3 separate regions of the Mus musculus genome follow, and regions 1 and 2 are each linked to region 3. A link is a loop called in an ENCODE intact Hi-C map of the cell type or tissue named here. Cell type or tissue: heart. All regions are shown on one strand. Region 1 has its middle 17 kb from the start of Gm41294. Region 2 holds the start of Gm34316 (a long non-coding RNA gene). Region 3 holds the start of Gm34150 (a long non-coding RNA gene).

Region 1 (8,000 bases), 73 kb after region 3:
CAAGAAACCAAGAAGTGAGAAGCTCTGTGGATGGTAAAGCAGATGTTATATTTGCTACGCCAGGATTCTGAAGCATGGTATCTGCTATTGTCTTGAGTTAGTTTCACTATTACAAAGTGGCCATGAACATGCCAGGCATTGTATCTTTTAATTAATTAATTAATTAATTAGTTAATTAATTCTTCTGCATTGTATCTTTTACTGGCCAAGTACAAAATATCTGACATGTCACCATCTGTTTTGAAATCACACTGGTCAAACAGTCCATCACTTCATCCCTGTCAAATAGTTCTCTGGGTCATCCTGCTTGCAGACTGACAGGTTCCTTGAGTAATAGAGCCTTTCCCTGCTCTGCTTCCTGACTGACTAATCTAACCAGGGACAGACACTCAACCCAAACCAGGGCAAACATAGTCTCATACACAAGGGCTGAATTGGGCAGTGCTGACATTGAAGATATAAGGTCATGAGTTGAATTTGGGCTAAGATTATGCATAGTATGAAGAGTTGACCTACTCAGAAACGTGACAGCCCAAGTCTAAGGGTATAGCTCAGTTGATAAACTATTGCCTAGTTAGTATGTGTGTGCAGCCTTGGGTTGAAGCCCCAGCACTGCATAAACCAGGTATACTGGTACACACTTGCAATTCCATCACCAAGGAGCTGGAGTCAGGAGGATCAGAAGTTCAAGGCCACCCTTAACTATAGGGAGAGTTTTAAGTCCAACTTGGGCTGCATGAGACCTTGTCTCATAAATAAACTACAACAACGCCCCAAAAAAAAAAAACCATTTTGCAGAGATATAGAATAATCTATAAGAGGGAAATGAAACAAGAGATCAGGAAAGCAAGGGGAGAAGACAGACAAGCTGTCTGAGCACATGCAGTTTCTCTCCTTAGGTTGTTTGATCTCTTAACATGAATTTCCTCCCCATTACTTGGGCTGGCTCCACTGCATTTGACTCCTCAGAACCAAAGGATGCTTTGGAAAAGTCATTCATGGCTTGGATTAGAGCCCAGAGTAAAAAGTAAACAAGGTTAGAGGCTGAGCTGTCAGACTGAATTTTCAAAATATTATAGGCTAACTGTCACGTGACACTAGACATCTGTTATCATTCATTTAACTTTTATAACAACTGCATTGAGATAATTTACATGCTCTGGAAATTCAGCCTTCCCACTTTACCTATTTACCTTTACTTAAAAACAACAAAACAAAACGAAAAAAATCGAGCTCCCATCAACTTCCAGACTTAGTGTCCAAGACCCTGGGCAGCTTTTACAAAGAGTGGACAGCAGAAACCAGCATACCATAGCAGTCAAAAGTGACAGTCGATAGCCTAGCACAAAGGGGAAAATCAAAACTATAAATAGGGGCATAGTAATTCTGAAGGGGTGTACTACCACGTCTGCGCTTCTAAGAGTGTTTTCCTGAGGCTTTTTTGGTTCTGAGGGACAGCTCAAGTTACATCTAATATTAGGGAAGGAGCCATAAACACGGATTGAAACGGGGCTCTAGGCTCCACGGGTCCTTCTGGAATCCAGCAAATTCAGCACGCAGCAGGAAGAGCCTCCTGACTCGATGTCATCAGGAACCCCAGGTTACCTCGGGATTTCAGCGGCAGGATTCACCTTAGGAGCTGTTTGGTTTTGTTCCTCAGCTTCCCCTGCCCTCTCCTTTCTGGCTTGTCAGTGTCTTTCAAAAGGTTCTCTGTCTGCCCCCAGCCGGCTGCCTCATTCACTTTCCATCAAGCAGATAAGCAGCTCACAGGACCACTTCAACCTGCTCTGTAACTAGCCTGTATAGTGTTCTGCTGCAGCTTTGCAAAGCTCTGGGCTGTTGCCACGCCCCATTGTCGGTCCCCACACTCTCCTCTCTTTAGATTGCTAGTCCCACTACTGAAGGAATCTGGGTGTGTGACCTCTATCTCTACCCCACAGCTTTTAAGCCTCAGAATATTTAGTTTCGCATCATTATGATTGTTCTACCCCCACTGGCTGTCTCTGTGCATCAAAACAAAACCTCGGTGGTGATTTGAATAGGAATGGCCTCCATAGTCTCCTGTTTGAATTCTTGGTTCATAGGGAGTGGCACTATTAGGAGGTGTGGCCTTGTTGGAGGAAGTGTGTCACTGTGGGGGCGGGCTTTGGGGTCTTATATGTGTTCAGGCTAGGTCCAGTGTGGTACACAGTCTCCTTCTGCTGTCCAAGGATCGAGATGTAGAACTCTCAGCTCCTTCTCCAGCTGCATGTCTGCCTGCATGCTGCCACACTTCCCGCCATGATGATAGTGTACTAAACCTCTGAAACTGTAAGCCCGGACACGGTGACTCTTCACAACAACACCACACAACTCTCAGCAACCACATCAGACAGCTCACGGCTTCCTGGAACTCCAGCTCCTCCGATCTCCTCAGGCACCTGCATTCACATTCACACACCTACACACCGACACATACATGTAACCAAAAACCATGAAATAAGTCTGTTTTAAATAACAAAGGGGAATATAGGATTGTCTAGCTGTCATTTTTCAGCTAGCAAATATCTTAGTGATTTGATTCACTTGGCAGTAAAATGAGGATGATAATACATGCACCCATCCAGGTTGTCAAATTGAGAAAACACATGAAGGCTATCAAGGTGATTCAGCTGCTAAAGGAGATCGCTGCCAGGTCTGGGCACCTGAGTTCAGTCCCAAAGGTTGTCCTTTGACCTACACACACACACACACACACACACACACACACACACACACACACACGTAAATAAATAAATGCAACTCAATAAAGAGAATATCCCAATGAAACTTTAGGAACAGGTACCTGGTTCTTAGTGAAGGGCTCACTGGATACATTTGTAATGTTGGTTCAGGTTTACTGCCCTTGGCATATTTGTTGTTCTGGCATAAAAATGGAGCTATGTGTTATATACTACCAGACTCTGTATAATCCTGATAATGGTGGAGATTTCCCTGTTTCTATGTGTCCTCTCTGAACACAAGTTGAGTATTTCATTTCCAAAGCAAGAAAATTGCTTCAATTAAGCTATTTTACTGTAGGATCACAGTTTGTTGGGCATGGGGGGGGGGGGGGTTGGGTCTCCCAAGCTTGTGAGAATTGTTCACTTATATTGGTGCCTCACATAAAGGCAATCCTCAATGCAGACAGTTGTCAGTGTGACAGTAAACACCTTTGAAAAACAACACAGGCTGTAGCTGCTGCCAAGACGGATCTAAGACAGCCTCTGGAGATTCTGGCTAGCTCTGGGGTGACTTCCTGCCTAGAAATAAGACAGGAAAGTGCTGGCTCATAGAACTGGGGTCTGAAAGCAGTGGGACTCAGGGAAACAATCAGAATCATACAGGACGTTTTAGAACAAGCTGAAGGCAGGGCTCACCTTAGACCAGTGGTTCTCAACCTGTGAGTCCTGACCCCTTTGGACAAGGTTTGCCTAGAACCATCAGAAAACATAGATTTTACATTATGATTTATAATAGTAGCAAAATTACAGCTACGAGATAAAAAGGAAAATAACATTATACTTGGGGTCACCACAACAAGTGGAACTGTATTAAAGAGTCACAGTGTCAGGAAGGTTGGGAGAACCACTGGCTTAGACTGAGTAAATGCTGAGACTCAGATATGGGGCCAGGGAATGAAGATGGCAAGCAGGGCGTTTAAAAGCTCCCCAAACCTTACAGTGGACAGCCTAGACTGAGAACCCTACTTTTCTAGGGTTTTCTGTAATTTGCTTCTGTACCAGGCACCTCTTCAAAGACAGACCATCAGGTGAGGCAGAGGAAGGAAAATGACACTGCTCCCTGCACCCCATGCCAAAGTGTGTGTGTGTGTGTGTGTGTGTACACGTTACTGTAGGTGTCCACGAAGGCTGAGGGATCCCCTGGAGCCAGGAGACTGGTTCCGTGTGGATCCTGGGACTGAGACTCTTGTCTTTTGCAGAAGCGGAACACACTCTTTCCCATGGAGCCATCTTTCCCACCTTCCAGCTCATGTTTGTTTCTTACTGAGGCAAGAAAGATCTCTCTCCAAACTCAGCCCCAGGGGCCCTCTAGTCTCTGACTCCCCAGTGCTGGAATTAGTAGCTCACAAGGCCATATACCCAGATTCATTTAAACAGAAGTACTGGAGTCCAAATTTATCTCCTGCTTACACAGCAAGCTTTTACCACCCAAGCTAGCCCCAGGGCCTGCATTTCTGTTTGGCTGTTGGTTTGATTGCAGGATTTTTCTTAGACTACACAATACAGGAACAGTATAAACTTGGAGAAAGAACAGAAGAATAAAAAAATAGGAGATAATATATGTAATCCCTAAACACAAGCACCTCCAGCTTTGACATATTCCTATTGTCTTCATGTATCTTTGGAGCTGTAATCTCTCTGCATGAGGAGTTTGGTATCCTGCCTTTAGTATAATGTACACATTTTCCTTTTTACTGATAGTTTGAATCTGTTTTTCTGTGGCCTTCCTGGTAGGAAGGAATACACGTCTTACTTAGAAGACAATAGCTTTCAAATAGCTTTCCAAATAGGCTCTTTCAATTTCCCCAGCTATAATAGTATTTATCTGTGTGCATTAATCTTTGTCTATTTTGATGGTTACACCCATAGGATGGATTTCTAGAAGTGCCATTAATGGATAAAGATTTAAAAACCTTAGTCTCTTAAGAACTTGCTTGCTGGAGGTATTGATCTAGTTTGCACCTGTTATCAACACAGCATAACAGTAACAGTTTCTCAGAACTGCTAATTTTCTGGAATAAAAGATGAAATCTAAGTAAACAATCTCAAGAACAATTTTATTATAATTAGGGAAAGGTAAATTGTTAATCTCGGAGTTGCCTGGAAGGGGAAGATTGAGAGGAGAGAGAGAAGAAGAGGAAGAGAGAGGGGGTTTCCCTTTTTTGAGTTAGGCTTGGGGGATTCTGCATGCAATTGGAATGGAAAAAAAGGGAGATAGCCGGGCCAGACATGGTGCCCAGCATTTTGGAAGCAGAGGCAGGCAGATTCTAGCCTGATCTACATAGTAACTTAGGCTAGGTAGGACTGCGTAGTAAGAACCAATTGCAAAACAAACAAAGAAGCTTCAGGAAAAAAAAGAAAAAGTTTACAAAGTCCAGAGTGTTGGCAAGTATTGGAAAAGAGGAAAAAGAACAAAAGAAGAGCTCTATTTTAATGACTAGTGCAGAGCCTCAAGTTACATAGTTACATTGTTACATAGCTGCCACAGCACCGCACCTGCCTTAAACTCTTTTGTTTTGTTTGTTTGTAAACTCATGTAGGTCAGGATATTTGCTATTCTCCTGCCTTAGTCTCCAGAGGTCTGGGATTATAGGTGTATACTACAACACATGACTGAGGTTGAACTTTTAATGTGTTTATTAAACATGTGTATTTCTCACTTACTATTCAGTTTTCCTTTCTAATTCATAAAAGTAGTAAGAAGGAAGCCAGGCTTGATGGTACATGCTTGTAATCTTAATTCTTGGAAGACTTAGGCAGGATCGTTGCTACAAATTTGAGACTAGCCTGAGCTACATAGTGAGGTCAGTGCTAATATGGGCAACAGCTCTTTTTGGATTCTCTAGAGTGTAACTGCATGCCTCTTCAGGAGGGGCTCCTCTTCAGGAGTCAGAGTCACCTTCACAACATCTGAGGTTCCATTTTGTCCAAGGACACGGGGGACACTAAGGAAGACTTCTTCCTTTATTCCCTAGAAACCCTTAATTGTGGTGAAAATGGGATGTATGCACTTAAGAGTATGTTTTGCTCTTGGCCAAGTCAGCCACAGAGAGGCCAATGGCCCAAGACATATAACCTTTCAGTTTGATCACCTCATAGGCACTGTCAGCCACCTGCATATGGACCTCCTTCCACTGCTCCTTGTCTGCATCAGTAACCAGTTCTGGGTTCGGATTCCTCAGGGAGACTCCACACAGGCTCACACTGGAGTCCCCACACTCCCCCAGGACACATCCATGACAGCTCAGCAGGTGAACTCCCAGCCTTTCTCCAATCAGGCAACAGAACCCAGCTGAATCCAGATTGCAACCACCCCTGATAACTCTGTTTGGGGAAAACCACTTATTTTCCAAGGCACATAGGTCAAGATATCTGGGTTTGAAGCAAGAAGCAGCTTGCAGTTTGCACTGTACTTCCCAATGCTGGGAGTGAAGAACTTGAAGATTTTCACATTTCACTGGGCCAAATGGAGCCCTGCTCTCTCCCTCTTGCTGATGGCCGGCTGTGGAAATGGCCAGCTTGGGGTTGGCAGTCATGCCATAGCCTTTGCCAGGGAAACTTTTTGGTGCTCTAAGGAAAAGGCTGCCGTGCTGGAGATCCATCATCTTCCCCTGTAGCTTGCTTCCATGACATCAGCAAGGGCAAGCTCAGCTGCCATGTCCTTCATTTAGATACTGGTGGTCCTTGGAGGTTGCCATTTTGGACCAGGAACCAAAAGGGACCACAGGTGCACAATGGGTGATATCAGGTGCCCAGTGGCACGGTCCAGGTTCCATGGCAATGGTGCCAGATAAAAGATTTTTTAAGATTTATTTATTTACTTAAAGTATGTGAGAACTCTGCTGCTCTCTTCAGACAGACCAGAAGAGGCATCTGATCAGATGTGACAGATGGTTGTGAGCCACCATGTGGTTGCTGGAATTTGAACTCAGGACCTTCAGAAGAGCATCCAGTGCTCTTAACTACTGAGCCATTCCAGCCCTAGCCAAAAGATTTTTGAAGTAGTAGATTTCTCACTATACTGTTGAACATAGTGTAACCATTAAAAATAATACTTTTTTTCCAGATTATTATTGTTCCTTTTTTTAAAGATAGTATCTGATGCAACCCAGAGTGACCTCAAACTCACTATGTAGTCACGAATGACCTTTACTTCTGGTCCCTTTGCTTTTGACTCCTAAATACGGGGACTGTAGGCATATACAGCAATACCCAGCTTCCAGGGGCTATTCCTCAGTAGAAGGAGAAGAGCGAAGGTCAGCCCTATGTAAGAAGAACAGGATGGGGAGGACTCATATTCGTGTTCTTGGGTATGGACAGACTTGCTTTGGGTTGGGACATACAACACTGATAGTTATCATGTGCCTCGGGATACAGGCTGCTGAGTGGGGTCTGCGGAATAGAGCAGTACAGAGACCCACCTGCCCTATTTGCTCCATGTGGATTTTGTCCTGTCTTTCTTTCTTCTATTCTAAATAAGATGTCTCAGAAGATGCTACAGTGAGCATGTGTGGCTAGGAACAGAGCTGAAGGAGTTAGAAGCTTGGTGCTCCCGGAAGACTCACGTTAAAGGATTGCCCATTCTGGGTGCTGCCAGAACGTGATAGAGCCTCTAAGAGGGAACCTTTCAGAGTCTTTGGGTCATGTGAGGGTATGCCTTTGAAGGGGCAATAGGGTCTCAGTCTCTGCTTCATTCTTGGTCCCTGGCTATAAGGGAAATGATTTGTCCCCCCTAAAACATGTTATCTCATCGCAGGTTCAAAGCAATGAAGCTAACCCTATCATGGACCAGAACCATGAAAACCAGAATCAAACAATCTTTTATGTCTCCAGCATCTCGTTCCAGTGACAGAATGCACCCATCCCATGGAGATGATGGTCTTCTCCACGATGTGAACTCAGGGTTCAGAGAAGCAGCCGCCATCTGAATTCTTCCCAAGGATTCGTGGTTTAGGACAACTCCATCACTTAGGGTCCTGTCCCTCTGAGATTCTAAGTCCAAATGGCAGGAGCTGCGAATGTGGGCTCTTGGGGGGGGGGGGCGCTTAGTAAGTATGACTTACATGACTTCGGGGATCCAAATCCTAAGAAGAAAAAGATGAGCACACTTCAGACAGGACAGGGAGGTGTGAAAGGAGGACTCAGGGGCCAAAGCATTTAGGAGTGAAATGTTTCGTGAAAGTGTGTTGGAAGATGTGTCAGTCTTCAGAAGGCAGACACAGAAAGCCAGGCTCTGGG
Region 2 (8,000 bases), 83 kb before region 3:
ACTTCACAAGGTAAAATTGGTATGGTGTGAGTATAGAATCCAGAGGAGCAGGAAGCCTTCATAGCTCAGCCCCTCCTCCCAAGATATCTTCAGATGCAAAAAGGCAGTTAAACCACCAAGCTCCTCACTAGGCCTTCCTTGTGGCCTGCAGCTGCTGCCTTTGCCAGAACACTCTTCTGGCCTGGGCCAGGTGTCCTGGAAGCCACAGCCCCACCTGTTCTCAGAGCTGCCCTTTCCAGAGTCTGTCCCACAGCATCTCAGCCCCGTCCCCAGACTGACTCCTGGAGCCAACAGCAACTTTGCCTTTTGCCACTTCCTCTTGGCCAACAAAGGACACAGCCCATCACTATCCCAGACAGTGCATGATCACTGCTGTGGAGAAAAACCTCTTGGGTTTAGGGGGCTAGTAAATAAAACAGGTTAGCAAAAGAAACAAATTTGTAATCCCTTATGAAGCTGTGAATAGCCTCTCTCTCTCTCTCTCTCTCTCTCTCTCTCTCTCTCACACACACACACACACACACACACACACACACACACACACAAGCGACTCAGAGAGGCAGATAGAAGCTGGGACTCAGAGGCCCTCAAGGTAAGTGAGAGGCATGGCTTAGGCAAGGCCATTTCTTACGTGTGTGCTGACTACAATAATGAGTCCTCCTTCCTTTGTGGTAATGGGAACAGAGCCCTGATAAGTGCCTCTTTAAGGGCGATCGGAAGAATTCACTTCCTACAGGGCAAGGCTTCCTAGAAGAACTTGTGCAGGGCTAGTTGTTCATTCAGAGGCACTCCCCTGCCCTGTGTCTGTGAGGCTCAAGGGCCACATGACCCGCCTAGCACAGAGTTACAGTTGGGTTGCAGCCTTGAGGAGAGAAGCTGAATTGGTTTTGTTTCCAGCTCTGGCGGGACGTGGGCCATGCAGTTGTAGGCAGATGTCATCTACACAGTGTTCCTGAATTGTACAAGAATTCCTGGACCTTAGGACCCTGAGAACACAGCAGGGTCCAGCAGACCAGAGACCCCCATCTGTCTGACATCACAAGGTGTTTGTAGCTCTAGTTGGCAGCTTGACCCTGGGAAGGCGGGGCCTAAAGATAAGGCAGACTAAAGTCTCCTGCCATAGCCAACTTTATTCAGAACTTCAGACAATGCATACTCTGGGAGTTAAGAGGAGTCACATGTGTAAAGTGTACAACCACGACGACAAGCCACACTCAGCTAAAACATGTTTTCCCACAGAGGCGCATGAATAGTAACAGCTGAAGAAAAACCACTCATATCTGCTACACCTGGGAGGAGCACAGAGCCATTCCAAGAACAATTCCATATTTTGATGAAACTGAGGTCACAAGACTCTTGTCTTCTTGGAATTTTCTCACAGCATTCAGAATTCCCATCGCACGACTCCATTGTTCCTATTATGAGTTACAACAAAAAGATCCAAAAGCCCAGACCTTTCTCAGTTTCCTATCCTGAGAGGGTGTTGTGTAGCTCACCTTTCCCCTCCCCCCCTGCTCACCTCTCCCTTCCTCCATGGATATAGGTGTAACATCCATCCTGAGCAGATGTGAACAAATATCCATTCATCCGAGAGAAAGGACTTAGGATACAGATAAACTAAGGATACTTCCAAAGTCTGACTGGGTGAACTATGGTGTTTTTTTTTTAAAGATTTATTTATTTATTATATGTAAGTACACTGTTGCTGTCTTCAGACACTCCAGAAGACAGCATCAGATCTCATTACAGATGGTTGCGAGCCACCATGTGGTTGCTGGGATTTGAACTCGGGACCTTCGGAAGAGCAGTCGGTGCTCTTAACCACTGAGCCATCTCGCCAGCCAACTATGGTGTTTTATTGGGGTTACTTAGGAGGTGCACAGGCAGCTTCTGTGCTTTCTCAAAGAAGTTCTGCTTTCCCCGACCCCTGCTCCCCCTAGCACTCTCCCTGATAACCGGCTGGGCGCTTCCCAGCTGCAGCTGGTGCCTGGCCTTGGAACAAACAGATTAGGGTCCCACGTTTAAATCATAGAAGAGAGGTGATCAGGGGTCACAGACAGTTATGGCTGGCCATAAAACTAGTTCCCGATAGCCCCATAAAGATCATCCTTAGGTCGGAAGAATTCCCCTCTCAGCCTCGCGATTCCGCCCTACCAAATGGTATCGTGTCTGAGTCATGACTTATCTCCCTGCCTCCCCCATCACCCTAAGCATTCAAAGATCTCTGACTATGCTGTATATAAGTGCCAAGCCATCCAAGCTCGGGGTCGCACTCCTGTCCTGCACTGTGGGAAGGTTTTTGATCCGAGTGTGACTCAAAAACAAAGGCTCTTATGCATGATTGCATCGGACTCGGACTCACAGTTCTTGGGCCCCCTGGGTTTCCCGCGGAGTCAGGGCATAACACTTACAGGAGTGTGGGTTCGTAGGAGCAGCAGTGACTTAAAGACAGCTGCCTCATAAAACCCAACTCAGCACAGATGATGGTTCACAAACGCTGAAACCTAGAGCATAACGTGCAGGCAGGTAGGGTGAAGAATGTCTCCTCCATACAGCACAGTTGGTCTGAGACTCTCCAGACTGTTGGTATCTTCCTCTTGTAGGCAGCTTTCTTGCTGAGGATGTCTTTCAGTAGTCCTCCCCGCTTGTATAAGCCTTGGGAGGAAGGAACTCAGTGAATGTGGCCAGTTTCAGGGACTTCCTGAAGCCTTTGAAGTTGTTTATTTCCTGTTTTTAAGGAACTTCCCTGCAGGACACAATGTTATACATACACACACACACACACACACACACACACACACACACACACGCACGCACGCACACGCACACACACACCTCTTAGAACATCTTAGTGGGCTGACCTTTAGAGAAATCACTACACAATAGAGCATAAGAGGTAAAGCAACTGTAAGGAGCCATGGCAACAGCCCAGATGAAAGACAACAATGACTAAGACAATGTTTAGTGCAGGGTAGTAAGAAGATGCACCCCAGCTGTATTTTGAAAGTTGAACCAGTGTTGTTTCTTTGTTTTGGGGCCTGTGGTAAATCAGGTCTTTAGGAAAGACTAGGGGTGGATGAGGTTTATGGTGTGTTATCATTTGGTCTTAAAACATTCCAGAGTCTATATGATAAAGGCTTAGTCACCAGTCTGTGGGAAATGATGAACCGTTTAGGAGGCGGGATACCTAGGAAAAAGTCAGGTCACAGGGGAAGGGGCCTTTAGGACTACTTTAGGACTATAGCTGCTGCGGTGCTCTCTCTCTCTCTCTCTCTCTCTCTCTCTCTCTCTCTCTCTCTCTGTGTTTATGTGTGCATGCCGGGGGGTGTTATGTGGTACAAGTGTATGTGCATGGTGTGGGGCCAGCCATCAGCCTGTGTGGGGCCAGCCATCAGCATGAGTGGGGCCAGCCATCAGCATGAGTGGGGCCAACCATCAGCATGTGTGGGGCCAGCCATCAGCATGAGTGGGGCCAGCCAACAGCATGAGTGGGGCCAGCCATCAGCCTGTGTATGGGTCAGCCATCAGCATGAGTGGGGCCAGCCATCAGCATGTGTGGGGCCCTTGATCAGCCTGTGTGTGGGTCAGCCATCAGCATGTGTGGGGCCCTTGATCAGCATGAGTGGGGCCAGCCATCAGCCTGTGTGTGGGCCAGCCATCAGCATGTGTGGGGCCCTTGATCAGCATGAGTGGGGCCAGCCATCAGCCTGTGTGTGGGCCAGCCATCAGCATGTGTGGGGCCCTTGATCAGCATGAGTGGGGCCAGCCATCAGCCTGTGTGGGGGCCAGCCATCAGCATGTGTGGGGCCCTTCATCAGCACGTGTGGGGCCAGCCATCAGTATCAGGTGTTTTCTTCAGTTGCTCTCCACTTTTATGTTTTGACACAGGTCTCTTGCTGACTGTGCTCAGTGGTTTGGCAGGGATGATGGACAGACAGTGAGCTTCAGAGCTCTGCCTGTCTGGGTTCCCCTTCGCTGCCAGCTCTGGACATCTTTTTATGGGTTTATGAACTCAGATTCGTGTGCTTGTATGGCAAACACTTTACTGACCCAGTCATCTTCCCAGCTCCACCTCCCTCCCTTTAGCCACCACGGCAAGGTAACTTGCCTCTGCCTCCACCTCACCAATCTGACCAGATGACCATGCCTTTGCCTCTCAAATCATGAGATTAGAGGTGTGCGCCACCACAGTGGACCTTATGCTTTTTAAAAACATACTTTTTGGGGATGGGAGAGATGGTCCAGTGGTTAGAGCACTAACTGCTTTTGTGTTGGACCTGAGTTTGGTTCCCAGCTCTACACCAGAGAGTTCATACCTGCCTTTAACTTCAGTTCTGGGGGAGCTGTCGCCATCTTCTGGCCTCCACAGGCATTTACACTCACATGTGCCTACCCCACAGAGACACATATACATGCACAAAAGTAGGAATAAAGTAAATGTTAATTCACTATTCCTTGGGGCCTAGGATAAAGTCTCTGGCTAGTGCTTATAGCATCCTCAGAGCTCTAGGGCTGATCTGGGGTCGGGGTAGAGGCAGGAAGATCAGAAATTCAAGGTTTGCCTGGGAGAACCTGTTTTGTTAAAATAACAATAAAATAAACTTCACTCTTGCCCAGGATCCAGTTTCTTTTAGCAGTAGAGGCCTGAGGAGCTTGCAGGCAGAACGCTTCTTCCCCAGCTCCCCCCACCCCTTCACCCACACAGGCCGTGTGGGGATTTCCAGAGCTGGGACAACCTTCCAGGGCTGGGACAAGCCAGTGTTTCCCTTGTTTAGAGAGAAACGGGTTATCTTTCCGGGGCAGCTGAGAGCTTCAGGTGGGCCTGGGCCGGGGTGGGGAGGGAATGGGGGTGGGGGCTGATGCTCTCTGGGGAGTGGTCAGAGGAAGGAGGAGGTCGTGCAGTCCTTGGCTGCCCCAGAGCAGCCAGGCTCTGGGGCAGAACTGTGAGGCCTGGTGGAGCCTAGTGCAGGGCTCAGGAGAAAGGCTGAATCGTCGGCCGACACCAAAGGGAAGACAAGGCACTTATGACCCAGGTCGGTTGGGCCAGAAATCCAAGTGGTATCAGTGAAGAGGGAGACGGAACACTACACAGGATGTAGGTCACTGCAGCTGCCCCCTCCCCTTCCTACCACAGGGTCCTCTCTTAGCTGGTCTCCAAGTGGGAACCCCAGCCTCAGGGTACGTGGATTAAGATGGAGCCGGTGCTGGTGATAAGGTGGTCTGTCCTGAATTTTTTATGTCGTTACAAACAAAAGAAAGCCATAAACCTAAGCAGCCTTCAAATACGTTATGGGAACCGCAGATGGGCCCAGCGGAGCAGGGACACAGCCATGAGTCTCAGGTGCTGCCTGAGGAAACTTTTAGCTTTGGGGTTGGTGGGCACTAGTGTTCTACTAATCCCAAAAGGTTTTACCTGACAGTCAGTCCTGAAGGTGGGCAGTGGGACCAAAGACAGCTCTGGGGAATTTGGCTTTGGACTGGCAGTATTCCAACTCACCACAAGTGTGGAATCGGAACCTCTGAGCTTGCAGAATGCTCTCAGATAGATAAGCCCCCCACCCCTGGAACATTACTCTACGTGACTGTGTATATCTGTACAAACCAGTTGGCACCCTGCAGGGACAACAGAAAAACTTATCATTGAGAGGAAGGTGGTAAACTCTCATTTGGAGGAGACGGCTCCTCCACTGCCCACGGGTTTCTCAAGAAGACAGCGGTAAGTTGTGCAAGCCCTGCAGCTCACCGTGTGGAAATTCCCACTTCCTCCAGAAGACGGTGTCGAACCCTCTCTCCCCGCCCCACATGCCTTCCTGCCCGCTCTTTTCTCTAAAGCCTGGGACCCAAGATGTTGTCCAAGCTGGAGGCTGAAGGCTTCAGGGCAGCAGGCCACCGTCCACCAAGCCTGTTCGTCTGGGCTGGTTCCTGGTTCTCTGCCCTTTGTTTTCCTGCCCCGCACCCCCACCCCCAACCAACCTCGCATCTCTCCCCCCCACCCTCCCCACCCCCGCTCCCCAGCTTCCTCCCGGCTTTCCTTGGGGAAATGGCTCTGTCTCTTCCTGCATCTGTCCTCGGGCTTCCTGTTAGGGAGGGATGCACTGTCCAGATCTGGCCTTCACAACTCTGCATCTCAATAGACAGGGGGAGGGGCCATAGTCCAGACCAGGCCTCTCAGAGTCACCATGGCAGGCATTGGGGCTGGGACTCAGAGCTGGGGTGGAAAGAAGCTATAAAGATCTGCATTGTCCTAAGAGCAGCTTTGGTGATCTGGGGTCCAAAAAGCCCACCTCCCCTTCCTGACTGCCTTTAGTTAGATACAGAGTACAGGAGACAACTATTTGAGCTGAGTTTCTGCCCTGACCACCACGGACCAAAACAAAATGGAGTTATTCACATCAAATGCCACTAATTCAAACAGGTATCCCCAGAGGGCCAGAGAGAAGGCTGTAGTCTCTGTTGAGGGATTCTAAGCCGTTCGAGCCAGCAAGGTAAGGCTTAGCTTTCCATGTTCTGTGGTTTCTATGCATGAGCCCCTGGGCCTGTGGCTTTGAGGATGACAGCATATTCCCAGAGAGCAGCTTTCCATGGAGGACGGCAATGTGAGGCAGCACTGACAGTCTTGGGCCTCCCTGGACGTGGCACCTTAGCAGAGGGGAGTTGGTGGTGGCCTCCTGCCCTGCCCTCCATGAGTCTTAAGTGTAGAAGAGAAGCTGCAGCCCTCCTTTTTCAGGGGTTCAATGATAGATAAGTCCTGACAGCCTGTGAGAAGAACAGAACAAATCAAGTCATGGTATTAGCAAAGGGTGTGTTTGTGTGTGTCAGTGTGTATGCCTGTGTGTGTAATAGGTATATTTGTGTGTATGTGTGTCTCTCTGTGTTTCTCTCTCTCTCTTTGTGTGTGTGTGTGTGTGTGTGTGTGTGTGTGTATGTGTCTGTCTGTCTGCCTGCCTGTCTCCTGGTAGAGAAGATGCACAGACGAGTCTCTTCAGTGGGAGGCACGGCAGCCAGGACAGTTAGGGATGGCATTTCTGCTGAGGAATAGCAAGGGTGATGCCAGAGGCCCCATCACGGATGCTGTGGGGGATGTGGGGTGGAGGGCAAGGAGAGATTGGGCCAGGCAACCCAGGTAGAATGAGATCTGCTAGCTGAGCCTAAGAGGGTTCCTGGTCTGTCCACTCAGTGGTATGATGTAGCATCTCTGCTACCACCTCATTGCACATCTGCCCAGCTGTTCTCCGAGGTTGCTAGGCTAGGGAAGATGTGCCTGGCTGCCACGGGCCATCAGCAGCCCCTGCAGCTGGAACTTCAAAGTTAAGCTCAAGGGCAACACTTTGTAATGGTTTGTCAGGAAAAAAGAAGAAAAAAAAGCCAGAACCATGGTTCAAATGACTGAATTTCACTCCACAGGCAGCCCAGGATCCACCATGGTCAACTTCAGCCTGCTTTCTGGCTCAACTGCCTGAAAGGTGGCTGGGAGCTCAGCAGCCTGGGTCCTGCTCCATAGCCTTGCTGCACAGCCCTGCTCCACACCTGTGAACCATCGTCTGCATTTCAGCAAATCCCGAGTGGCCAGATCTGCTGTAGGAAACAAGACAGTCCCAGGAAGGCATTCTCTTTGTAAATCCCAGGCACCAAGGATAATCAGATGGCGGCTAAAGTTGGAGATAAGATCACAACTGTCATTTGTCACTCAGGAGGGGGTGGCCTGTGTTCTGTGGGGCTTTCCTCTGTGCTTAGAGAAAGTTAGAAGGTTGTCTTCTTCAACATCCTCTGTGGGATGGCAGTGCTAGGCCAGCAGGCCTCTCAGACCTCAGGGAAGGATCAGGTCTATGCACAGATGCTAGGCCTGCCCTAACAGTTTGCCTGGTCTCAGGTCTGTGCACAGATGCTAGGCCTGCCCTAACAGTTTGCCTGCTCTGTGCCTTCTCGAAGCTGCCCTCTGCTTCCATATGCTAACGTTCCAGCCCTGATCTTTTTGTCCCAGAGTAGAAAGTGGGTAGAGT
Region 3 (8,000 bases):
CTTTTCCTCCTATCTCTGCCTCAGACCCCAAGACCAGCATTCGAAGCCCTGCCTACCTCCCTGCAGCCCAGCTTCAGGCTGCAGGCCTAATTAGTGGGAGAAGTTTAACCTAAGGAAATATGTATATTATAGAGTGATAAGTGGCATAAAGAGAAACAATTGAAAAAGCAAGTATAGATTGTTAGTGCTATCATCACGAAGCCCCACAGACTGGGCAGCTGAATAGAAACCATGACTTGCAGCCCTAGAGAGTGGGAGTCCAAGATCAAGGTGCCAGTGTGGTGGTTGGAATGGAAATGGCCCCCGTGGGCTCATGAGAAGGGCACAATTAGGATGTGTGGCCTTGTTGGAGAAAGTGTGTCACTGGGGAAGGGCTGTGACGTTTTGAATGCTGGAGCCAATCCCTCTCTTTCTTCCTACAGCCTTCTGATCTGGATGTAGAACGCTTGGATCCTTCTCCAGCACCATGTCTGCCAGCATGCCACCATGCTTGCTGCCATGATGACAATGAACTAAACCTCTGAACCTGTAAGTAAGCTCCAATTAAATGCCTTCCTTTATAGGAGTTGCTGTGGTCTTGGTGTCTCTTCACAGCCACAGAAACCCTAAGACAGCCCGAGATGTTGATTTTGTCTGAAGCCTCTCTGCTTAGCCTGTAGATGTCTGTCTTCTGTTTCATCACATGTTTAGTCTAAGTCTGTCTTAGTTAGGGTTTATATTGCTATGAAAAGGACCTTGATACAAATAAACTCAAAGAAGAAAGGGTTTATTTTAGCTTACACTTAATAGTCCACAGCTAGGTGGTGCGCATACTTTTATTCCCAGCACTCAGGAGGCAAAGACAGGCAGATCTCTGAGTTCAAGGCTACCCTGGTCTACAGAATGACTTCCAGGATAGCCAGGGCCACACAGAGAAATCCTGTCTTAAAAACAACAACAACAAAGCCCATTTAATATTCTACCACTGAGGGAAGCCAGAGCAGGAACCAAAGGCAGGAACCCAGGGCCAGGAACTGACACAGAGGCCATGGAAGAGTGCTGCTTACTGGCTTGCTCTCCATGGTTTGCTCAGTTTGGTTTCTATATGCTCCAGGACTACCTGTCTAGGAATGACACCACCCACGGTGGACTAGCCCCTCCCACATCAAGCACCAATCAATAAGATGCTAGGTAGACTCATCTACAGGTCAATCTGATGAAAGCCATTCCCTAACTGAGGCACAGTCTTCCAAGATGACTCCATCTTGTCACAATGACAAAACACTAACTCCACAGATCCTGATCTCTTCTTCACCAATTCTATTGTGTTATGGCCCAACCATGTGACTTGTTATGCCACAATGACCTCTTAAAAGGTTCTGTCCCTGAACATAGTGACATTCTGAGGTTGGAGGAGGTAATAGGAGTTCAAAGTATGGATAGACACTACAATGAATAAGAAAAGATTCAGGTGTTACATTTTTATTTTGATTTTTTTTATTATAAAAATGTCCAATCTGACTCAAGAATAGGAAACAAACAGAAAACCTTGAGCCAGTGCCTAGCATTAACACCAATCGACTAGTTTCTTTTCCTTACGTTTGTTTTATGCTTTTGCTTGAATGCATATTAAAGATATTCCAGAATTGTATCATCATGAATTTCAGCTAAATCTCCAAAGCAAATACTTTTATGTAACAATAATTCCATTATCTCATTCATTGAAATTACAAAAAAAAATCATTGACATTTGATAAATTTTCTCAGTTATCAAAATTAACTTTTCTGCTATCTGTTCAAATTAGGATCTGCCCAGTTCATTCACTGTGTTTGGCTCTTAGGTATCCTCCGAGGTCTCTGAGTCTGTTCTACCCTGGAGCTGACCTCTCTGCGTCTCCTCAGCAGTGACCTGGGGAAGCAGCACAGTTTCTCTTGGTTGCCCAAACCCAGCTTTCACCTGCCTTTCCTGCAAGGCCTTTAACTGTGCCTCCCGTATCCTCATCTTCTTTCGAGATCAGAGATTATTTGGCTTGGCTGTGGTTCCGGCTCAACTGTTTCTTGGCATACTCCACTCATGGGTCTGTTTCCTTGTGTGGGTTTTAACCATCTCTGTGGGGGGTGCATTGTTAACACTGTTAAAATGTCTGAAGCTGACTGGCTGATCTCACCACTGCAAACTATTACCTGTTGATAACCACTAGTCCCCTCCCAATAAAAACTGTAACACGATTATTTCCTGCAACACGATTATTTTCTGATTCTGAAGTTTCCACTAAAATTCACCCGACTCTGAATGTTGATCTATAGAAGAACATGCCTCAATCCACCTGGCTTTCAGTTATGCTGAAACCTGGTTCACGGTAAAAGGGATGACAGATTCTGCCTATTTTTAACATGGCCTTCTACCACTGTTAACTGAGTTACATTTAGAACACATTTGAGCAAATAGATTTTTTTTCATATTTTCTTGTTTGTTCATTGAGACATGGTCTCTCAACAGAGCCCTTGCTGTCTTGGAACTCACTATGTAGACCAACCTGGCCTCAAACTCACCTGCCTCTGCCTTCTGGGTGCTGGGATCAAAGGTGTGGCATGAGCAACCACTCCACTCCAAAACAAAATCTTTTTTAAACAGTTCCAAGGATGAGACTCGGGTTGTTAGTTAGGCTTAGTGCCAAATCTTTGCATTGAGCCATTGTAACAGCCTGGAAGCCAATTTGGTAGGACATCTATAATGAATATTTGAAAAAAAAATCAGATTATCTGATACCAAAACATCTTTGGTATCCTCTTAATCTGAAGATTAGCATCTTTGAAGGTCTGAAGATGCAGAGGGAAAAGAGGAGAGGGGAGGGAGAAAGGAGAGGAAGGAGGGAGAGAGAGGAGAGGGATCAATGAGGAAGAAAAGGTGGTGAGAGGAGGGGAAGACAGGAAAAGAGAGTTGGGAGGAAAGGAGAGAAGAGAGGGAGGCAGGAGAAGGAAGAGGGGAGGGGCAAGACAGTATGGGGGAGGAGGGGGAATGGGAGGGAGAGAAGAGGAGGAGGAGTCAGGAGAGGGGGAGTTCAGCCTTGGCTTCAGAGGTAGTCCCCAAATGGGAACCAGCAGCACCCTGCTTGAAGTTATTTGACCCCTCCAGAGACCACCTAGGAAGGCACTCTGAGTCCCACAAAGTCAGAGTTCTTCCAGAACAATTGGCTGCACGCTGCTCCATCCTCTGAGTCAGGAATCAACACAGAATCTTAGCAACAGAGCTGATGAGTGGGCGGACTTTATTCCTACTGGGTAGCTTTTATGACTTTGTCAACCTGTCTTACCCTATTTAGGAATCATCCCGGCTCCAGCTTTCCTTCTAGATAATCCGTAAACATCCACGCATGAATCAAGCCAAGTATTTGTTGCTATTCAAGCTATACGGTCCCCAGATTGTCTTCCAGCAGGTGAGTCACCACTCACACATGGGCCAGGTGCCAGCTTCGCCTGACTGGGCTGCTCTTCTGCACCTGAATTAATTAGCACCCCAAACCGCCTAAACTCTGCTGCGCGCCCACTCAGGCATGGCTGCGATCGAGAGTTCTAGAGCTGTTTTTAAAAAAGGAAAGAAAGAAAAGAGCAATATCTGGGAAATGAGCAAGACTGAAGACCGGAAGTCCTCCACGTTCAAGGCAGTTTCTTATCAGAAGTGCAGTAAAGAAATAGCAACTTACGCCATTTAGACAAACAGCCCTTCGGTCTAGAGTGCCTGTGGAATGCAAAGCAGCCTCACCGGGGAAGGGGAGTGGCTCCAGGGAGGCTGCTGCAGAGAAAAGGCTGCCAGGACTCAGAAAAGCAGCTGGGCATGGCGAGAGGGAAGGGAAAGCCACCCCGTGAATTCGAGATTACATTCTATGCTTTTGTGTCTCATGAATGCTCTTTTCCAGGAGCCCCAACCCTGGGCTCAGCCCCTGGAGGGGAGAAGGAACACTCACAGGAACACAGTTACTGCCTGCCTAGGCGGTGGATACAGAAAGCCAGTAAGAGCAATTTGGTAGCAATTTGATAGTACTCCATCCGGAGAATCCAGAATCCTTTCCTAGAGCAAGATACGCCGCCCGCCGAGGTCAACTTTACCAACCCAAATAGCCACAGGAGCCAACTTCTCTTCCTGTCCTCCAGGAGGTTCTGAACTATCAGGTCACTGTCACCCCCTGTGCTCTTCAGGGTCTCCATGAGCGTTCGAATTACTTCAATTTAGAATACAGCGTGTGTGGTTCAGCTACAGTGCTACTGAGACCCCAGACGCATTCCAACCATGTCAACTTCTGGAGATTCTGTTGCGTGCGCTGTGTGGCTGGGCGGCTCCAAGCTGCCCTTGTAGGTGGTGGGAAGAGAGAAAGAGAGGGTGTGGGAGAGAAGACTGGGAGGCGGGGCAGAACACAGCCAGCCTCACAGGCACTTTCTCCTAGGACCTTGGTCAGGGAGTAACCCAGAAGCAGCCCTTCCTGCCTCCAGGGAGGTTTAGCAGTGAGTCTTCCTTAATCCCCAGAGCCCTTTTAAGTTTGGTGGGCTTCTCCTTCCTTCCTCCAGCCAGGTAGAACACCGGGGTGCCAAGGCCTCGGGCTCCTGTGCCTGTGCTTTCACACTGCCTCTGCCTACATTAAAGAGAGCGGTGCATGGTCCCTCTCTGAAGAAGCTCTGGGGATTGAGGCATGCTGGGGCAGGGACCAGGCCTCTCCTTAGCATCCTGGGACTAGCCCATAGTGACTGTGGGGCTTTATCCCCAGAACCTGCTGTTAAACTTGCCTAGATGGGCTAACCTACTTCCCCCAAGGCCAGATGGGAGGAACAAAGCAAGACTGTGACAAAGTGTAGTTGAAGACAAAACCTCTCAAGGTTTTTTTTTTTTTCTTTTAATTTTGTTTTTGTTTTTGATCCTGCAAATATCCCCAGAATGTCTGTGCTGACAGGACTGTGAAGACTGCTGGCTCCATCACTGAAAAGAGAGCAGCCCCTGACCAGCAGAGGGTTTCCTGGAGTGAAGGGGAAGGAGAGAGCCTTCTGCAGTAGCCCCTAGCCTATCTATGCTCTCCAATTGCGCCAGAGCGCACTTTGTCTGGCACCAGTCCCTGCTCCTCCTGTCTGCCCTCTGTTTCCTGGAGACCTTGAGGAAGGGAGCCTTCATTTATGTGAGCCAAGATGTAGCAAATTCGCATCTGGGAGAAAATGACTCAGGGCTTTCATAAGATCCTGAATTTGATTTCCCTACTCACTGACACTTCATAATCCAACAAAACCTGCTGTTAGTAAAGTAGCATATTTTCCCTCCCTCCCTCCATCCCTCCCTTCCTCCCCCCCACTTCCTTTCCCCCCTCCTTCTCTTCTTTTCTGACAGGGTCCCACTATGTAGTGCTGGCTGTCCTGGAACTCACTATAGCAGTGTTCTCAACCTTCCTAATGATGTAACCCTTTAAATACAGTTCTTCATGTTGTTGTGACCCACAGCCACAAAATTATTTCATTGCTACTTCATAACTATAATTTTACTACTATTGTGAATTGTAATGCAAACATCTGTGTTTTCCAACAGTCATAGGCAACCTTTATAAAAGGGTCATTTGACCCCGCCTGGAGGAGATTACACCCCACAAGCTGAGAACCACTGTGCTATATAGTAGAATAGACTGATCTTCAACTCAAGCATTAACTCATAGAGATCCACCCACCTCTACCTCCAGAGAGCTGGTATTAAAGGTGTGCACCACCATGCCTGGACAATGAACATTTTCTTTTTTTTCTTTTTTTTAATTAGATATTTTCTTCATTTACATTTCAAATGCTATCCCCAAAGCCCCCTATACCCTCCCCCAGCCCTGCTCCCCAACCCACCCACTTCTGCTTCCTGGCCCTGGCATTCCCCTGTACTGGGGCATGTGATCTTAGCAATATCAAGGGCCTCTCCTCCCATTGATGGCCGACTAGGCCATCCTCTGCTACATATGCAGCTAGAGACACGAGCTCTTGGGGGGGAGGGGGTTACTGGTTAGTTCATACTGTTGTTCCTCCTATAGGGTTGCTGACCCCTTTAGCTCCTTGGGTAGTTTCTCTAGCTCCTTCATTAGGGAACCTGTGTTCCATCCAATAGATGACTGTGAGCATCCACCTCTGTATTTGCCAGGTACTGGCATAGCCTCACAAGAGAGAGCTATGTCAGGGTCCTGTCAGCAAAATCTTTCTGGCATATGCAATAGTGTCTGGGTTTGGAGGTTGTATATGGAATGGATCCTGTTCCAACTTGTGATATGAACATTTTCTTTAAGCAGCTAATAACTCACAAAGTGAAACCAGTTCCAAGGTTGGTTATCAGCAGAGTGTGTCCTAAGGCCTTTATATGCTTATTATAAGCCCAATACAGTTGCTGCCACACTGGAGGCAGAGACATTTCATATTTCCTCTGAAGGTTTGATTGTGTTAATCCAGGAAATGAACTGACTTAGGCAGAGAAATAAGAGAGGGTTACATACAACTTAATTAACATGCAGAAATGGGGTGGGTGGTAAATAGCATGTATGAGATGCTGTGGGGTATCCACCACCGAAGATTGCTCAGACATGGGTTTAAGCCAATAGGAAATCTTTATTAGCCAGCCATCGATTACACCAGGTGTTCAGGATCCCAGTGTAGCACTGAACCTTTCTCAGGGTAAGCTTTTAGGCACAAAACCAATATCTGGGTTGACATACTTCAATGAACAAGAACAGTTAACCAGAAGTAGAACTACAGAAGTCAAAAGCAAGGATAGGCTATTTAGAGACTTTCCCAGAACTATGGACTTCAATGCATTAGGCCTGTGTTTTAGTTTTGACAGGTACTGCTGTCTACATGCTGAGTCAGTTGTGCTAAGGTCTGGAGTCTTACTAGGGTTTGATGCCCTGTTACATAAGATACAGAAGGAGTGTGGGCAGTTGGAGCTCGTTAGATAGAAATGTGGGGCTTCTGGGGAGATAGCAGACAGATTACAGGTAAGAGGGGTCCTCAGATTGGGAACCTGGGCCTGCATCCTGCAATGTTTTCTCATGTATCTGTGAGGAACTGAAAGTTAGAGAGACTCCCTGCTAGGAGGAGGGGCCACAGCTCAGTAATAAAGATGCCAAACCTTCTTCCTCCACCTCCTGACTTGATGCAAAGGCCTGGCAGCTGGAAACAAAGGCCTTGCTGGCTTGGAAGGTTTCTCAGTCAGTGGGAAATCCCCTCCTTCAGCAGTGGACCTGTCCAACAAGTTCAAAGCTAGTTCAGGACATGTTTATCTCAAATTTGTGGCCCTATCAGCCTCCCTGTCTTTGTTCAAACTGACCAACCCTAAGTTAGTCAGACCTTAAGACCCACCAGCTCTTGAAGAGAAATCAGATTTCAGACTGTCTGGCTTTGCAAAGGATCTTGTTCTTGGTGTGTGCGTCTGTGTGCGCGCGCACATCTGTGTGTGTGTGTGTGTGTGTGTGTGTGTGTGTGTGCGAGTGTGTGTGTGAGTGTGTGTGTGTCTGTGTGTGTGTCTGTGTGTGTGTGTATTTCTTCACCTGAATAGAAGAAACCTTTCTTCACCTCTACACTGGATGATTCCCTGTATCTGAGATTTTCCCTGCTGCTACTTGTCACGCTTGAGATCTTTCCTGCCTTTTAATTATTTAACTGGCTGAGAAAACAAGCTTGATCAAGGAAGCTGGAAGCTCATATTCTTTGGAGTCCTTCATGTGTCAGATCTGCAGATCCTCTTAGCTAACTCAAATTATGCTAACGGAATCAATTTGGGGTAGACCTTTTGATCTCCTGGTACTCGCTCAAGGAAATGTCTGAGGTCTAAGAAAAAAGAAGGAAAAACAACAACAAAAGACAAACAACAACAACAAAACCAGATCAGATACAGCAGGTGTTAACCATTTCTTAACTAAGGCAGTGGCAGGCACTTCAAACACTTCGTACATAGACATAAAGCAAGAAAGTAAACCTTAATAGCCCCTAGTCTGCAGACCTCTGAAGTATGCAGCTATTTA

What was found. Peaks named below come from ENCODE experiments on the same cell type or tissue, not always from the same donor. Only the 100,000 strongest peaks of a DNase experiment are listed, where the experiment ranks them.
Region 1: a loop joins it to region 3, with 2.1 times the contacts of the local background. A loop is called at or near these places in 3 of 42 quality-filtered maps.
Region 2: a loop joins it to region 3, with 2.1 times the contacts of the local background. A loop is called at or near these places in 4 of 42 quality-filtered maps.

The regions. Positions count from the first base shown.
Region 1 is chr15:36,298,062-36,306,061 of GRCm38, reverse strand. It overlaps the pseudogene Gm9501. Among named protein-coding and RNA genes, the nearest start is that of Gm41294, 17 kb to the left of the region's middle. In heart, no CTCF peak of the experiment used is centred here; a DNase peak (open chromatin) is centred at 3,261; H3K4me3 peaks cover 1,080 bases; H3K27ac peaks cover 1,606 bases.
Region 2 is chr15:36,453,354-36,461,353 of GRCm38, reverse strand. It overlaps Gm34316 (a long non-coding RNA gene), which reads left to right and starts at 4,771. Exons shown (of 4, transcript XR_875145.1): 1 at 4,771-4,816; 2 at 5,135-5,716; 3 at 6,416-6,485; 4 at 7,405-8,000. In heart, a CTCF peak has its summit at 4,370 (motif pointing left); a DNase peak (open chromatin) is centred at 6,123; H3K27ac peaks cover 4,189 bases.
Region 3 is chr15:36,370,759-36,378,758 of GRCm38, reverse strand. Gm34150 (a long non-coding RNA gene) reads right to left here and starts at 4,407. Exons shown (of 4, transcript XR_383935.4): 1 at 4,091-4,407; 2 at 3,294-3,558; 3 at 2,533-2,708; 4 at 1,629-2,088. In heart, no CTCF peak of the experiment used is centred here; DNase peaks (open chromatin) are centred at 3,828, 5,078 and 7,158; H3K4me3 peaks cover 1,822 bases; H3K27ac peaks cover 2,088 bases.